Linked DNA regions of Homo sapiens: region 2 is linked to region 1. A link is an interaction called in ENCODE POLR2A ChIA-PET data of the cell type or tissue named here. Cell type or tissue: B cell. All regions are shown on one strand. Links, peaks and the distances in the headings refer to the core of each region. The heading gives the core; the rest is flanking DNA. Region 1 holds the start of TMEM59L (transmembrane protein 59 like). Region 2 overlaps CRTC1 (CREB regulated transcription coactivator 1).

Evidence for each region. ChIA-PET counts read pairs that join two places held together with the same protein. Peaks named below come from ENCODE experiments on the same cell type or tissue, not always from the same donor. Only the 100,000 strongest peaks of a DNase experiment are listed, where the experiment ranks them.
Region 2: POLR2A ChIA-PET joins it to region 1 with 5 read pairs; 3 of 35 experiments call an interaction of 5 or more read pairs at or near these places.

What each region holds. Positions count from the first base shown.
Region 1 is chr19:18,609,944-18,615,304 of GRCh38, reverse strand. It overlaps TMEM59L (transmembrane protein 59 like), which reads right to left and starts at 2,435. Exons shown (of 8, transcript NM_012109.3): 1 at 2,176-2,435; 2 at 1,289-1,433; 3 at 1,110-1,201. The coding sequence starts at 2,346. RefSeq lists an enhancer at 722-1,242. In B cell, for the core only: no CTCF peak of the experiment used is centred there; DNase peaks (open chromatin) are centred at 2,344, 2,824, 3,374 and 3,986; H3K4me3 peaks cover 2,247 bases; H3K27me3 peaks cover 4,825 bases.
Region 2 is chr19:18,690,611-18,695,971 of GRCh38, reverse strand. The region is part of intron 1 of CRTC1 (CREB regulated transcription coactivator 1); the gene reads right to left. Among named protein-coding and RNA genes, the nearest start is that of CRTC1, 9.6 kb to the right of the region's middle. RefSeq lists an enhancer at 1-213. In B cell, for the core only: no CTCF peak of the experiment used is centred there; no DNase peak of the experiment used is centred there.

The DNA.
Region 1 (5,361 bases), core at 313-5,312:
AGCGTCAAGACGGAGGTCTGATGGCCGGCCATGGTGGCTCATGCCTGTAATCCCAGCACTTTGGGAGGCCGACGTGGGAAGATCACTTGAGGTCAGGAGTTCAAGATCAGCCTGGCCAACATGATGAAACCCTGTCTCTCCTAAAAATACAAAAATTAGCCGATTGTAGTGGGGGGTGCCTGTAATCTCACCTACAAAGGAGGCTGAGGCAGGAGAACCACTTGAACCCGGGAGGCGGAGGCTGCAGTGAGCCAAGATTGTACCACTGCACTCCAGGCTAGGCAACAGAGCAAGACTTCATCTCAAAAAATAAATAAATAAATAAGAGGGAGCTCTGAATTGGAAGGGCTGACAGTGCAGTGAGCTTTTCTGAACAGCAGTGAAAGCTGGGAAGGGGTGGAGGAAAATGGGGGAAGTGGGGAAAGGGCTTTCTGGGGAGTCCCAGCCCCTAGGTCTCTGGCTATGCTACATGATTTTCTGTGCCTCAGTTTCCCCATGATGCAGCATTGCTTGGACTACAATAGATGAACCGTTATTATTTCTCCCATAAGGCAGTGTGTGCGTGCTTGCGAGGCAAGCCTGCTCTACCCTGAGCCGCAGTTCTGAGCCCCTCCAGGTGACAGTGACCACCAGCTCATCACAGGGGAAGGGCTTAGACCAGCACCTGGCAGCTCTGGGGGCGCCTAAGAGGAGTGAGGTGAGGAGTGGCCACAGCTCTGGTGGCTTCAAATCTCGCCCCTTGCACAGCCCTGTGTATGACCTGGGAGGTTGCCCCCTGGGCACTAAATGGGGGTGACATTGTCCTTTGTGCCTCCAAGTGACACAAAAACATTTGGGACAGGTTGAAGTCAGGCCCGAACCAGGACAGATGTTTGATAAATGATGGCTGTTTTCTGCCACTTATTCCTGAAAAGGTGGTGGGGCATGGGGGGCGTTGTTGCATGTAACTAAGGCTGGAGACATGACGGGGCTGGATGGAGGTTGCCCTGCAGGCCTGGTATAGAACGCAGAGTCTGGCAGAGCCTCTGCACGTGAATGAAGATTTCCCACGGGGTGAAGAGGGTGGGGGTATTGGGAAAAGGGACCCCAGGCCGCAGTGGGAGGCCCACCTTCTGCTCCGGCTCAGGCTCCGCGGGCTGGCTCCAGCAGCCGTGGCTACAGGCCTGCTGCTCTGCCTCCTTCACATAGGCTTCCACGCAGGCTGTGGGAGGTGGGAGCGGGTGACTGGGGACGGCCCTTCCCAGGCCACCTCTCCCCACGCTGGCCCACCCTGCCGGCGGGCCCTCACCTGCTTCACACTCAGTTTGGGTGGCATTGGGCTTGGAGCTTCTGGCCACAAATCGGCAGATGGAGAAGAGGCGGCAGCCACGCTCGCAAGCGCTGATCAGAACGGCTCTGTCATAGGGAGACTCGGAGGCGCCCTCCAGCCCCGCCTGGGGGAGGGGAGGACAGGGGGCTCAGGCCATGGGGAGGGGCAGGAGGAGGGTGGGGGGACCGGAGCATTCAGCAGAGGCAGGGAAAGGCTTCCCCGCTCCCCACGACATCTAGCCAGATGGAGATGAAGTTGGGAGAGGCTACAAATATTAGTGGGGGCTCTTAGCTCTGAGGAGGGAGATGGGGAGGGAGCTTGAGAAGAGAAATGGACAGTGAAGGTGGAGAGAAATGAGCCTTCCCCCCACTAGGTTCCAGGGAGGAGGGGAGACATGGAGAAGGATTCTCAGACCTGGAGGAGGAGGGGGAGGCTCAGAGGAGGGGGTTTTGGTCACACGCAGATCAGGCTTGAATCCTGGGGAGTGGTGGTATGAGTAGGGGCTGGTAGCTCTGAGTGGGGAGGGAACACGATGTGGAGGAGGAGGAATGAGGTGGGGGGACCATCAGGCCTGAGGGAGCTGGGGGTTGGGTGCTAGAGGGTCCTTACCCAGCAGAGTGCGGAAGGAGCCCGGGAGGTGGTATCGGCCCCTTATCGCAAGGACCTGCATCCCCAAGCACTCCCCCATCAGAGGGAACCCCAGCCCGTCAACTACTGGAGAGATCTCCCCATTCCCGACCCCCACCTCCCCACGGACACCCCCACCAAAGTCTCCTGCTGTCATCCAAGAGAAGCCCATCCCAACGCCTCCTCCTTCGGAGAGATCCCGCGTCCCCCGCTGGCACCTGGCACCGCACGCGCCTCACCTGCGAGGGCTGCGGGCCGAGGTCGCGGTCGCGGCACCGCAGCTGGCAGTTCTGCGTGTCCCCGAGCTGGGGGGCGAAGGGATCGCGGGCGGACGGCGCGGAGGCGGCGGGCGGCGACGCCAACAGCAGCAGCAGCAGCAGCGGCGGTGGCATCAGCGCCACCGCAGCCATGGCCGGGCGGAACGCGGGGGGCGCGGGGGACTCCAGCTCAGGCCGGGCACGGAGGATGCAGCGGCTGCGGCGGGGACCGGGGCGCTGACGTCACCCGAGCGAGGCAGCCTGGGAAGCGGGGGGTGGGAGATGCGGAGAGCGGGCGGGGTAGCTGCGCTGCGGCACCCGAGGCGTGCGGGTCGGGCGGGGCAGGTGCATCGCGGCCCCCACCGTCTATCCCATCGCGGGGGTCCCAGGACACCTCCCTGGTGCCCACGGGCGGGGGATCTCTGCTGGCGCTTGGGGCCAAAAGGAAATATATAGGGGGATGGGATGGAGGGGACTATTCCCCAGGGGTGTCGAGGAGAGCGGAGAGCTTGGCGGAGGAGGCGACGTGTGAGCCGACCACGCGGGAGAGAGGAGAAAGGGGTGTCCAGGCTACAAGGATCAGCGAGGATCCTGAGAGAAAGAGCTTGTTGCAGGAGGAGGGAGGGCGATGGGGCTGGAGTCCAACCAGGGAACGGAGAGGGAGGAAGGTGAGAGCCGCAGGACCCGGCAGCTGAGTCCTGGCATCTTCTCTTTTGACACCCAGGTTAGAAAGGAGACAACTTGCGCGCAGTTTGCCTCCTCCGGGAAGCCCTCTGAGCCCCTCCCTTGCTCCTTCAGCCTCGCCTCCCTCTGGCCCAGCCCTGATCCACTGACCTAGGGAATCTGGCCCTGTCTCCCCAAGGCTGGAGACCCCTGGGCTGGGGCTTAGTGGGAGGGGACACAGAGGTATGCTCAGGAGCAAGGGGAGGGGGTGATGCTGACATGTCTAATTCTCATGGGAAAACGGGGCAAATAGCGACACTTCTGACTTCCATAACCATCACACCCCAGGGCGATGGACTGTAGCCCCAGGAGCCGAATCTCGGTTAGAGGGTACCCCCAGCTTCCTCTCCGCCAGATAAGGGAGTGGGGACGCCCCTCTAAACCCGGATCCTCTGCAAAGATGCCCCCGCTTTCGCTGGCATGCCTGGCGCAGGTGCCTGCAGCGCCGCGCAGCAGCCCGCAGGTCCCCCACCTACGCTCCGCCCCCGCAGACGGGGCGGCAGCCTCGCAGGGTCTGCGGGTTAGAGGGCGGCTCAGGTTTCGGCCTGGGAAGAGGGTGTCCCGGGTGGGGGCCCGGCGCACCCCCTACTCTGGCCTGCGGCCGCGCTTTCATCTCAGCGGCCCCCGGCCGGCCCCCACGTGGCTTAATCAGGCGCGGCTGTGCCTGGCGGACCCCGAACATCTGGATCCCGGTGCGGCCCCTCCCCCGCCCCGCCCCGCCCCTCCCCTCCCCTCCCATGCTAGGCCGCTGCGACCCGGCGGCGAGGGCCTCCAGCCCGCAGTTTGCGCCAGAATCCAGCAGGAGAATTCCGCTTCTAACCCACCCGCGCGCCAGGCCCGCACCTTGGGAAACAGCCCTGTGCGTTATGACCAATACTGTCCCCCATTTCACAGGTGGGAAACTTAGGCTCCGGGACGCGTTGGCAAAGTCAGGATTCAAGCCCACACATGCTAATTCCAGAGGCCCGCGCGCGCCTAACCCCTCCACAATTACTGTCTTTCATTCATTCCAACGAAACACTTTTTCTTGCAACAACCGTATAAGACAGGTACCGGTAGCGTTGCCCTTTTATATGGGTGAGGAAACTGATGCTCAGACTGCAAAGTGGTTCTGTCCAGGTGACAGGGAGAGAAGCAAAGAAAAGCCGGCAGAGCCCTGCCAATGATGGGAGGTGACCTTTGGGCATTGCTTAAAACGCATCAGGGAGGAGGGACACCCCGCGCCCTTTTGCAGAAGGAGAAACTGAGGCTGGAGGAGTGGGTCGATCACCCAGGTCGCCTGAGGGGAGAAGGGAAAGAGGCTGATTGCCGCACACCCAGCCCCCTTTCCGCTGCACTAGGCCGCTGGGGGGGTGAGCGGAAAGAGGACTTGACCCCGGCCCCCAAGGTGAGCCCCCGCGCCCCTCCTGCTGTTCCCGGGGGAGCCGGTCCAGGTGAGGGGCGGGAGGGCCGGCGGGCGGCCAGGGTCGGGTTTCAGGAAATCCGCCGACATTCCTTCGGGGCTTAAGAGGGAAAGTTGACTCGGCGCCGCCCTCGCCCCCCCCCCCACTTCCTACCCCCCGGGGCGGCCTGGCTGGGGGCGGCAGGCGGGGGGCGCTGAGGCCGGCCTGGGCGTGAATCAGCGGCAGGCCAGGCGTCCGGGAAGCCACAGCAGCCGAGGTCAAGGCGGGCAGCGGACAAGCACCCTTTGTCCCTTGCCGCCCTCACCACGACCCTGCTGACCCCCACCTCCAAGCAGGGTACAGGCCAGGGAGGAGGCAGAGCACCATGGCGCCGGTGGTGGTTGCTGAGGGTTGTTGGGGGAGGACGGAGGGATGTGGCTGTCCCCCTAAAGCAGCTGGTGCCTCCTGGGACCCAGACTTCAGAGGCTTCTCAGGGTACAGACGGGCAGGGAAACTGGCCTCCCTGGGGCAGGCCTGCAACTTCCCAGGCAGGTCCCCTAGGCAGGTCTGCAACTCCCCAGGTCCCGCCTCCAGTGCCTGAAGTCCAGTGTGCATTACACTGAGCACCCAGGCATTGCTTCTCCCCAGGCTCAGCCTCCAGGGCAGAAATTATAAAGCCTAGGTACACACGGGCCCCACTTTCCTGTGCCACAGACCCTGAACCAGGTGTCCAGACCCTCACTGCCCCTTAATTCCTGAAAGCACCTGCCTGGAACACCAGGTAGCTAATCCCATACTGGGGAGCCCTGAGCACGGGGCTTTCAGAATGGGAGAGACAGCTCTCAGCCTTCCTCACTCCCAGTGGTTGTGGGTCCCCACAGGACCCTGAAGGTGCCATTTCCACTGCCCCCTCCCTGGTGCACCCTCAGTGCCCTGGAATCACGAGGGAGCTGGGGATGGAGGCCCCCCCCCCAACCTAATACCTCTCATCCAGAGGTGACCTTGGAGTGGAGGGTGCAGGACTAAGGAGGGGTCCCTCCCCCAGCCCAAGGGGAGGCCCTCC
Region 2 (5,361 bases), core at 72-5,071, 81 kb before region 1:
AGGGCTTCTGGACTGTGACACTGCTGACACTTAGGGCTGGATAATTCCCTGTGGTGGGGGCCATCCTGTGTACTGTAGTGTTTTTGTTTGTTTGTTTGTTTGTTTTTGAGATGAAGTCTCACTCTGTCGCCCAGGCTGGAGCGCAGTGACGCGATCTCGGCTCACCGCAAGCTCTGCCTCCCGGGTTCACGCCATTCTCCTGCCTCACCCTCCCGAGTAGCTGGGACCACAGGCGCCCACCACCACGCCCAGCCAATTTTCCGTATTTTTAGTAGAGACGGGGTTTCACTGTGTTAGCCAGGATGGTCTCGATCTCCTGACCTCGTGATCTGCCTGTCTCAGCCTCCCAGAGTGCTGGGATTACAAGCGTGAGCCACCACACCCGGCCGTGTGTACTGTAGTGTTGACCAGTATCCTCAGTCTCTGCCCACTGGATGCCAGTAGCACCCCATTCCCCGTCGTGACAACCACAAATGTCCCCAAAAGTTGCCAAATGCCCCCAGGGGCAGAATCGGCCCCAAGTGAGCCCCCTACTCTGCACGGAATAACCTGTGGATTTTGATGTTTCCCTGACCCTGGGTTCAGGCCAGTCTCTACCCAGGGCAGACCCCACTTGTGCTGTCCATATGGCATTTTACAGAGTCCCATTTAAAAAAAGAAATCCCCAGGCCGGGCGCAGTGGCTCACATCTGTAATCCCAGCACTTTGAGAGGCGAAGGCGGGCAGGTCTCGAGACCAGGAGTTCGAGACCGGCCTGGCAAACATGGCGAAACCCCCAACTCCACCAAAAGTACAAAAATTAGCTGGGCACATTGGCTCATGCCTGTGATCCCAGCACTTTAGGAGGCCGAGGCGGGCAGATCACTTGATGTCAGGAGTTGGAGAGCAGCCTGGCCAACATGGTGAAACCTCATCTCTACTAAAAATACAAAAATTGGCTGGGCATGGTGGCGCGTGCCTATAGTCTCCGCTACTTGAGAGGCTGAGGCAGGAGAATCACTTGAACCCAGGAGGCAGAGGTTGCAGTGAGCCAAGATCTTATAGGAGCAAGACTCCCTCTCTCAAAAAAAAAAAAAAAGAGGTCGCTGAAAGTGGGAGAACTGCCGCCAACCTCACTCTCCTTGCTAACCACCCCCAGCCCCTGCAGCTGATCTTCCTTAACACTTGAGGTCAGTGGGTTTCAAACTGTGTGTGAGTCCCAGAGGCCAGCCAATCCCTTCTGTGAAGGGCCAGATGCGCCTGGCGCAGTGACTCACACCTGTAATCCCAACACTCTGGGAGGCCAAGATGGGACAATTGCTTGAGCACAGGAGTTTGAGACCAGCCTGGACAACACAGGGAGAAGACCCTGTCTCTACAAAAAATAAAAAAATTAGCCGGGCATGGTGGCTAACACCTGTGGTCCCAGCTACTCAGGGGGCTGAGGTGGGAGGATCGCTAGAGCCCAGGAGGTCAAAGCCACAGTGGACCGCATGATCTCTGTTGCATGGGACTATGCTGATGTCCCACAAAAGCAGCCACAAAAAAGGAATAAATGGTTGTGCCCATGTTCTAATAAAATAAAGAGACGTAGCTTACAGAGCTCTGGATTAGTAAGTTATCAATTCAGTGGGTCCCAACTGGTACTTTTTATTTTTTTCTTCGTCTCTTCTTCTTTTTTTTTTTTTTTTTTTGAGATGGAGTCTCTCTGTCGGCCAGGCTGGAGTGAAGTGGCGTGATCATAGTTCACTGCAGCCTCAAGCTCCTAGGCTCAAGGGAACCTCTCGCCTCAGCCTCCCAAGTAGCTGGGACCACAGGCATGAGCCACCATGCCAGCCTATTTTTTTTTTTTTTTTTCTGAGACGGAGTCTCGCTCTGTTACCCAGGCTGGGGAGTGCAGTGGTGCAATCTCAGCTCACTGCAACCTCCACCTTTCAGGTTCAAGCGATTCTCCTTCCTCAGCCACCAGAATAGCTGGGGTTACAGGTGCCCGCCACCATGCCCAGCTAATTTTTGTATTTTAGTAGAGACAGGGTTTCACCATGTTGGCCAGGCTGGCTCGAACTCCTGACCTCAGGTGGTCCACCTGCCTTGGCCTCCCAAAGCTCTGGGATGACAGGTGTGAGCCACTGTGCCCACCCAGCCCAGGCTAATTTTCATATTAGAACAAAACAGAGTACATCAGTGTGCCTGCAAACAGTAAGAGTTAAGCGGGCCGGGAATGGTGGCTCACGCCTGTAATCCCAGCACTTTGGGAGGCCAAGGCGGGTGGATCACGAGATCAGATCAAGACCATCCTGGCGAACATGGGGAAACCCTGTCTCTACTAAAAATACAAAAAAAAGTAGCCGGGCATGGTGGTGGACGCCTGTAGCCCCAGCTACTCAGGAGGCTGAGGCAGGAGAAGGGCGTGAACCCAGGAGGCGGAGCTTGCAGTGAGCTGAGATCACACCGCTGCACTCTAGCCTGGGCGACAGAGAGAAACTCTGTTTCAAAAAAAAAAAAAACAAAAACAAAAGAGTTAAGCTCCTTGGTAAAACCTGTCTTGATTGCACATTTGGTGGTAGGTGCTGGCAAGCCATGAAAAATGAATTTTTTTTTTTTTAGACGGTGTCTCACTCTGTCACCCAGGCTGGAGTGCAGTGGCACAATCTCGGCTCACTGCAACCTCCAGCACCCTGGTTCAAGCAATTCTCTTGCCTCACCCTCCCAAGTAGCTGGGACTACAGGTGCACACCACCACACCTGGCTAATTTTTGTATTTTTAGTAAAGACAGAGTTTCACTATGTTGCCCAGGGTGGTCTCGATCTCTTGACCTCGTGATCTGCCCACCTCGGCCTCCCAAAATACTAGGATTACAGGTGTGAGCTACCATACCCGGCCGAAAAATGAATTTCTTTTTTTTTTTTTTTTTTTTGAGACGGAGTCTCGCTCTGTCGCCCAGGCTGGAGTACAGTGGCACTATCTTGGCTCACTGCAACCTCCACCTCCCAGGTTCAAGCGATTCTCCTGTCTCAGCCTCCCGAGTAGCTGGGACTACAGGCACGTGCCACCATGCCCAGCTAATTTTTTGTATTTTTAGTAGAGACAGGGTTTCACCATGTTAGCCAGGATAGTCTCTATCTCCTGACCTTGTGATCCGCCTGCCTCGGCCTCCCAAAGTGCTGGGATTACAGGCGTGAGCCACCGTGCCCGGCCCAGAAAAATGAATTTCTAACTGCAGAGCCACAAGTGCCATGCCTGTTCCTGAGCCAGGGACATCTGCTCCTCACCCAGCCCTGCAGCCCCTGGTTTCACACACGCTGAGGGTCCAGGAAGCCCTCCCAGATTCCCCAGAGCACGTGGACCTGGTCGCTGCACACCCTAACCACTTCTTTTTTTTTTTTTTTTGAGACAGAGTTTCACTCTTGTTGCCCAGGCTGGAGTGCAATGGCATGATCTCTGCTCACAGCAACCTCCACCTCCCAAGTTCAAGCAATTCTCCTGTCTCAGCCTCCTGAGTAGCTGGGATTACAGGTGCATGCCACCATGCCCAGCTAATTTTTGTATTTTTAGTAGAGACGGGGTTTCATCATATTGATGACGGTGAGGGAATTAATTTCTGTTTTTCATGCCCCTCACTTTGTGGTAATTTGTGACTTTAGCCAGTGGCAAGGAACCCCGGGCCTGACAGAACCTGTAGCACCAGGTAACCTTGTGGACTTCACATCAGGACAGGGCTGCAGCCGCTTGCAGATGCATAAGTCCAGCCAGCTCCAGCTGGCTCCGCAGGTTTTGTGTGGGGTTACCACCGAGGCCCGGAGTGGACCCTTCATTCAGCCCTTTTTAGTAGCAGGGGCCCTTGCTCTACACTGGATGAGACAGAGGGAGACAGCAAGAGCAGGGCCTGGGGTGGAGGATCAGGACCACAGGGTCGGGGTTGGAGTGTAGGAGCTCAGTGTTCGGGTATGGATTGTGTCCTAAGAGTGGGGGTGGGGAAGACCGAGCGCGGTGGCTCACACCTGTAATCCCAGCACATTGGGAGGCCGAGGCAGGTGGATCATTTGAGGCCAGGAGTTCGAGATCGGCCTGGCCAATAGGATGAACCCCATCTCTACTGAAAATACAAAAATTACCCAGGCGTGGTGGCAGGAGCCTGTAATCCCAGTTACTCGGGAGGCTGAGGCAGGAGGATCGCTTGAACACGGGAGAAGGAGGTTGCAGTGAGCCGAGATCACGCCACTGCACTCCAACATGGGCGACAGAGTGAGACTCCATCTCAAAAAAAACAAAAAAAAGAGGCACCGGCAGGCCCATGCTTCCTCCAGAGGCTCTAGGGGAAGACCCTTCCTATCCCTTCCAGCTTCTGGGGGCTCTGGGCATTCCTTGACTTGTGACCACATCGCTCCAATCTCTGCCTCCATTGTCACATGGTCCTCTCCCCTGTGTCTCTGTGTCCTTTCTTGTCTTTTTTTTTTTTTTTTTTTTTTGGAGAAAAGGGTCTCACTCTTTTACCCCAGCTGGAGTGCAATGGTACAATCATGGCTCACCACAGCCTTAACTCTTGGGCTCAAGTGATCCTCCCACTTCACCCTCCCAAGTGGCTGGGACTACAGGTGCACGCCACCACACCCGGCTAATTAAAAAACAATTTTTTTTCGTAGAGATGAGTTCCCTCTTTGTGGCCCAGGCTGGTCTCAAACTCCTGGCTTCAAGTTATCGTCCCATCTCAGCCTCTCAAAATGTTGGGATTACAGGCGTGAGCCACTGTGCCTGGTCCCCCTCCATCTTTTCCTTTTTCTTTTTCTTTTTTTTTTTTTTGAGACAGGATCTCACTCTGTCACCCAGGCTGGAGTGATTATAATTCACTGTAACCTCAAACTCCTGGGCTCAAACAATCCTCCTGCCTCGGCCTCTGAAAACTCTGGGATTAAAGGCATGCATCGCCACTCCCAGCCCACTCTTCTTTTTTTTTTTTTTTTTTTTTGAGACGGAGTCTCGCTCTGTCATCCATGCTCGAGCGTAGTGGCGTGATCTCGGCTCACTGCAAGCTCTGCCTCCCAGGTTCACGCCATTCTCCTGCCTCAGCCTCCCGAGTAGCTGGGACTACAGGCGCTCACCACCACGCCCAGCTAATTTTTTTGTATTTTTAGTAGAGACGGGGCTTCACCATGTTAGCCAGGATGGTCTCGATCTCCTGACCTCGTGATCTGCCCACCCCGGCCTCCCAAAGTGCTGGGATTATAGGAGTGAGCCACTGCGCCCAGCCATGGCCCACTCTTCATAAGGATACCAGTCACCGGATTTAGGGCCACCCCCCCAGGATGATCTCATCTCCAGATCCTTACCTTAATCACATCTACAGAAACCTTTTTTCCAACTAAGGTCCAATTCACGGGTTA